Regions from separate parts of the Homo sapiens genome. Here region 2 is linked to region 1. A link is a loop called in an ENCODE intact Hi-C map of the cell type or tissue named here. Cell type or tissue: ascending aorta. All regions are shown on one strand. Links, peaks and the distances in the headings refer to the core of each region. The heading gives the core; the rest is flanking DNA.

Evidence for each region. Hi-C counts contacts between places; a loop is a spot of excess contacts. Peaks named below come from ENCODE experiments on the same cell type or tissue, not always from the same donor. Only the 100,000 strongest peaks of a DNase experiment are listed, where the experiment ranks them.
Region 2: it touches region 1 in a loop (2.2-fold over the local background); 2 of 110 quality-filtered maps call a loop at or near these places.

Annotation. Positions count from the first base shown.
Region 1 is chr11:1,748,475-1,751,364 of GRCh38, forward strand. It overlaps IFITM10 (interferon induced transmembrane protein 10), which reads right to left and starts at 2,121. Exons shown (of 3, transcript NM_001170820.4): 1 at 1,885-2,121. The coding sequence starts at 1,968. RefSeq lists enhancers at 421-1,176, 1,177-1,932. In ascending aorta, for the core only: no CTCF peak of the experiment used is centred there; DNase peaks (open chromatin) are centred at 737, 1,157, 1,677, 2,397 and 1 weaker place; H3K4me3 peaks cover 2,382 bases; H3K27ac peaks cover 2,500 bases.
Region 2 is chr11:1,875,233-1,878,122 of GRCh38, forward strand. The region is part of intron 1 of LSP1 (lymphocyte specific protein 1); the gene reads left to right. Among named protein-coding and RNA genes, the nearest start is that of MIR7847, 3.4 kb to the right of the region's middle. RefSeq lists enhancers at 315-1,211, 1,212-2,108. In ascending aorta, for the core only: a CTCF peak has its summit at 1,328 (motif pointing right); DNase peaks (open chromatin) are centred at 1,374, 1,700 and 2,319; H3K4me3 peaks cover 1,270 bases; H3K27ac peaks cover 2,373 bases.

The DNA of each region.
Region 1 (2,890 bases), core at 205-2,704:
ACACGGGGCGCCGGACCCACAGCGACGCTGCCTCAGCCGCCAACCGGCAGAGCTAGCAGAGCGGCCAAAGCACCTGCCCACGGCGCCCGCGGACACCCGATACCGCCACGGGCACCGCCACGGGCTCCACCGCGGGCTGCACCGCGGGCTCTCCAGACCCCGGGGCGCACCCGCGGGCGCGCTCAGAGCCATTGACGAGTAAACAACTCCCCACACAAGGCGATGCAGGCTCAGCCACGAGCACCAAGAACCGGCACAGGTGCGGGGTCTCCAACTCGTGCGCACCGCCCCCCACCTCCAACCTGGGGACCCCAAGCGCGCACACTTGCCCGGAGCCACGCACCCCCGGGCCATACATAGACGCACAATAACAGGCTGTGAAATGAACACTTCTCCAACGAGGCACCAAGTCGCTCGCGCTCTGCGCCACCCCGCGTTCCCAGCTCCCGTGCGGCGCTCGCCGGGGGGTCTGCGGCCGAGGCTCTGCAGCCCCCAGCCCCATCCGGGTCTGCCGCAGCCCCCCGGACGGCGCCTCCTCACCTACAAGCGACTCCTCGGCGCGCGGCCGGACCCCCTGAGCCTCGGTGCGCGCGTCCTTCCGCCGTCCCGCGGGCCGCTGTCTGTCCACTGATCCGCCTCCCAGCGGCCCAACCTTGAGGGGGTGGGGAGCGCGCGGGGCTCGGCGGCGGCGCCGCTGCCTCCCCCGCCGCCTGCGCTCCCTCCGCAGCGCCAGACCGGCCGCGCGGCTGCAGCCCAGAGCCTGACTCACGGCGGCAGCGGGCACAGCCACCTCCCCGCCTCCGCCTCCTCCTGCCAGGAGGGTGGGGGCCTCGGAAGCCGCGACCCTGGGGAGTTGCAAGGTCCCGCAGGGATGGGACCCCTACAGCCCCCGACCAGGGTGTCCGCGCCACCTCCATCTCCCCGGACCCACTGCGTCTTCCTCCCCACCCCACCCGGCCCCATCCCTCTCGCGGAGCCCCCAGCCCCGTGGAAGACTGGACGCTCCCGGAACCCTCCCCATCTGCCTCCCCAAGAGAGACCCTCTTCCTCTTCCCACTCTCCCCATGGCGCTCCACCCCAGCGCCTGGGCCCTGCTGCCTCCAGGGACCCCCGCCCCTGGGTCCTGCCCTTCTGGCCTGTTGACTCTCAGTTCCAGCAGCTCAGTCCCCTCCTGACGAAGCTCCAGTCCCCTGAGCCCCAGCAGGCCCCCTACCTGACTGCCCGTCTCTGCCCCATCCTGTCCCTAACCAAGTCCACAAGGCCCCCAAGACCACCCTCCAGTCCCTTCCCTCCTTAGCCCACCAAGTCCAGGCCTTCCGGTAAGTTTCAGCACCCCCTACTCTGTTCCTTCCTGGCTGAGCCCACTCCTGCCCATCGGAGCTCCTGCCCCCTTTCCTGGAGTCTGACTTCACCCAGCCGGGGCCCCACTCCAGTTCACTCCCAGAGTCTGGGAGAATGTGGCCTCTCCTGCGCAGACCCCAGGTCATGCTCCATCTGCTCGCAGGGCAAAGTGTCCCGTTCCGAGCTCTGGTCCTGTGCTGAGGTCCTGGCTGCTAAGGACACTTGTCTCCCTGGAGGCTGGTTTACTCACCTGCCCACAGCCTCTCTGTGATCCCTACCAGCCCTTCTGAGCCTGGTCCCCTGAGGATACTTTGTTCCCTGTGAATCATTTTTCCTGACCAATGCCTGTCCTCCCAGCCTCAGCCGCCTCCGCTACCCCACCACATCCTCACTCTCACGGTATGCTTGACGCCAGCTGATCTTCCATCCCCATAACAGTCCCCATGAGTTCCTCCCCATGGAGAAAACTCCAGCCTTCCCTCCCTCCCTCCAAGTCCCCCACTTCACCACGCAGGTTCCCTGAGCTGGGTCCTCTTCACCAACCTCCAGCTCCCACTGAGCCTCGACCCTCTCCAAAGTCCCCCGGAAGCTGAGGATGCATGGCGGCCCCCGTTTTCCCTCCCTCATCTCTCTCCAAGCCCCATCCTCCCATGAAACTCCTTTCTCCTCTGCCACTCTCAACTGGCCTCCTGTGTCTCCGCAACCCTCTTTCCTGTCTGGAAGGCCAGTCCTGCTTGGGGTCCTGTCTGCCTGCCTGTGCCTGACTCTGAACCCTTTCTCTCCCCAAACCTCTGTTCTGAACCCTAATCCCCTGGAAAAGCCCAGCCCTCTGCAAGCCCCTCCTCTTTCCAGCCTAGTCCCCGCCCCTCATGCCTGGGCTGACCCGGGCACAGTGTTATCCACAGCACGCCAGGAACCCACAGCACAAGGCTGATCTTAAATGATGTTGATAAACCCTAACGAGCAGGAGGGGTCATGAAGCATGAGGAGCCTCCTCCTCGTCTCCTTGGGCACCCTGGCCATGCTCTCCCTGGAGCCCACAGGCCGTGGGTGGATGGGGCCTGTCGGAGAACCAGGGTTCCGTTCTCCCTCCCCAACTCCCTCCTCCTTTCCAAGGGCCTGGCCCAGGGAAAACTGGACCCGGTGTCCTCAGACGGGGCCTGATCCCAGGCTGAGTGTGGCCTGTGTGCCATGCCCCCATGTCTCCCCAGCATCTGAGCTGGGCTTACCCGGCCAGCCACCACCTTCTGGGAGACCCTGGCCTGCCACACAGCCTCTGCCCAGTGCTGCCCCACCCCAGTTTGCCCTGAAGGCCTCAGGCAGTGAGGAGGCCTCCATAGCAGGAGAGGGTTGCCTGGGCCCGAGGGTCCAGGGCCTGCCCAGGGTCACTGGGTAGGTGACAGGGGAGCCAGGGCCTGCTCCCGGCCTCAGGCCACCTTGGGGCTGCCTCTGAGGCCAGGAAACACCACTGAGAGGGAGCCAGGGGTCGCAGGGCAGAGCCAGGGCCGAGCCAAACTTGGCACAGCCAGCATTCATGTGACTGTTGGTG
Region 2 (2,890 bases), core at 117-2,616, 130 kb after region 1:
GGTTGTGAGGGAAGCCAGCTCTGCAGGCCGATGTCCAAGTCCAGGCGCTGCCTCCTCCAGGGAGCCTTCCAGACCTGATCTGTGCAGCAGAGGCCCAGAAGGACCTGGGTGTGGGGATCCTAACAGGAGGCGGGGGACCCAGCGCGTGCAGAGAGGGTCCCAGTGCTTCCTCCTGAGTGAGGGTCACCCATCCGGCTCCAGCTGCACAGAGCCACTCCCTCTGAGCAATCCTGCTCTCTGCCTTCCTGCATTAGCTCTTGCCTGCACCCAGTCCAGCAAATCCCTGCTCATCTTTCAGACCCAAGTTCAAGGCCTCCTCCTGCTCCGGGCGGCTCATCACTCGGCCTCCCCAGGCAGAGAGGCTAGGGTCCTGCTCACTGCGGCGTCTCCCTTGCCCACTGGCGTGGGACTACAAGGAAAGGGGTTGACCCCCACCCTCCCCTGCCATGCCCAGCAGGGTGCAGCCACAACCGGGAAGGTGCTAGAGGCCCCGGGGGGGAGGCTGGGCCAGCACCAGGCGTTGGGGGGCAGGTTCCCGTCTCTACGCCCGAGCCCCAGGCGGACGGCGCATGCCCCTCCCGCTGCCCCACCTGTCACCCACCTGCTGGCCCCGGGCTGTCTCTGCTCCTGGCTCCCCTCCCAGCTGCGTCCCCAGCTGCCTCTCCAGGGAGGAGTGACAGCTGGCCTGTGCCACACCCTCGAGCCCCTCCCTGGACTGCCCCCTCCCTGGGGCAGGACCCCTGCGTGTGGCACAACCAAGGGGCCTGCTGATGGGGGCTCATGTGAGCAGTGCCCCAGCTGTGGGTGTGGGTGCTGCCAGCTGCCACCGCCTTTGCCCTGGCTTCCCAGATAGGCCCCGACACACACTCCGAAGCTGTATCATGAACGCTGTGGTGGGCGGCTGGCGGGGAGCGGGGTTGCTGTCCCACTACCCTCTGGAAGCCTCAGCCACGGAGGGCCCCTGTGGGCACCTTTTCCCGGCACACGGTGCTGTGTCTCTCCACTCTTGGGCTCTGCAGTGACTTGAGGGGTCAAGTCTAGGACCCCAGGGGAGGCTGGGCTCATGAGGGGACCAGAGACCTCAGTGCTGTGCAGGGAGCCCCGAACCACCCTGGTGGAAGGCCCAGCCCAGCTCCCCAGGCCTCCTGCCAGCTCCCTGTGGTGTCCAAGGGACCTGTGGTCAGGCCTGGAGGAGAAGCTCCCCCTCCCCTCGACATCCTCCCCGCAGCCCTTGCTCTTCACCAGAGCCTCCTCACTCCCCAGGACCCCAGAGAGGACGGACCCTCTCCAGCCGCCCTCTGGGCTCAGGACAGCCGGGTGGGGCAGCCACAGGAGCTGCCTGCAGGGGGCAGAGTCGGGACGGGGACCGAGCCGGACACCCATTCTGCAAGTGTCTGCAGGGGGAGGACGGAGGTGGGTAGCTGGGAGTGCTGGGCCGAGGATGGGCATTGTCAGGCCCTCAGCGGGGACTGGGAGGTAGAAGTGGGGGTGGGGGTTTGTGGAGGAAGGAGAAGAAGGGCCAGCGTCCCGAGTCGGGGGGTGCTTGGCAGTGGATGAGGCCGGCAGGAACAGACCTGAGCTTGGGGAGCTCCACTCCGAACGAGGCATCCGTCAGAGTTCTGTGCATACTGGTGTCCCTGGCTGGGGGCCAGGCCCCGAAGTGGAGCCTGGGACTGTGAGGGTGCGGGGGTGTGCTGGGGTGGGAGGTGGATGGAGCCCCCCCACCGCCTGGCCCCTTGGGCTGAACCTTGGGCTTCGGAGCCAGAACAGACACAGGAAATCGCCTAATTGCATTTGTGCAGGAACACCAAATCCCTCGCAGCTGCACGGGGCTGAGCCAGGGCCACGGGCGGGGTCGGCCATCCCAGAGTCCTGACAGCTCCGTGGTGCATGCCAAGGGGCCTGGGCCGCTGGCCGGGGGGCGCCTTTCCCAGGCCAGAGGCCCCCACCCCACCCCAGGAGAGCTGCCCCCCTTTCAGTTCCCAGAACGGAGCCCAGCTGTGGAATAGTGAGGGGGTGAGGTCATGGGGAGGGGGCCCGCATGACTCATATCCTGGGGTAGGGGAAAGGGAGGAGACGTAGAAGGGGCCCAGAGGCCTCCACGTCCTCAGGCTGCTGGGTCAGAGGCCAGGGGCTGGCCGGGCTTCTCCCCAGCACTGGGTTTTAGGGGAGACACCAGGAGATGCTTACTCTGCATCCCCTACTCTGTCCCCCAGGCCCCTAGCCAGGGAGAGCTCAGTCGGAGTGATCCTCCAGGGGCCCAGCTCTGCAGGGACGATGTTCCCAGAGTACACACCTGGGCCTCGTGCCAGGGCCGGCACCGCCGTTGTCGGGGCAATGGCAAGGCAAACAGTCAACGTTTGCCTCACTAAAGTGAGGCTGCGGCACCCTGAAGGGATCCCTGGAGGGGGACGTGGTCCCCTTGTTCCCAAGCCTGTCTGCACACGCACGTGGATGTCAAAGGTTCCCGTGTGTGAGCACGTGCATACTTGTATGTGCATGGGGTGCGGGCATGTATGCCTGTGTGGCTGGAGCGTGGGCTCGTGGAGAACGTGTGTGAGTTGGGTGTGCACCTGCGTGTGCCCCAGGCCTAGGGAGTCCTGCGCCCGGCCGCACTCCATGTGTTGGGCATGAGCTGTGAGCAGAGTGAGGGCCTTTGTGGGGCTGTTGGGGCCCGGACTGCTTGCCCATAGGGGTGGACCTGAGGAAACGTGTGCACACGAGCTTCTGGGGTCTCTGCGCCAATGTGTACTTCCAAGCCCCGCCTCCCCTATGGCTTGGTGGAGGGGGTCTGTGGAGCTGGAGTGAGGGCCCTGGACCCATCGGAAGCCCAGGTCCAAGGAGGAGCATGGGCTCCCTCTCATGCCCCAGGCCCAGGGACACACACCCC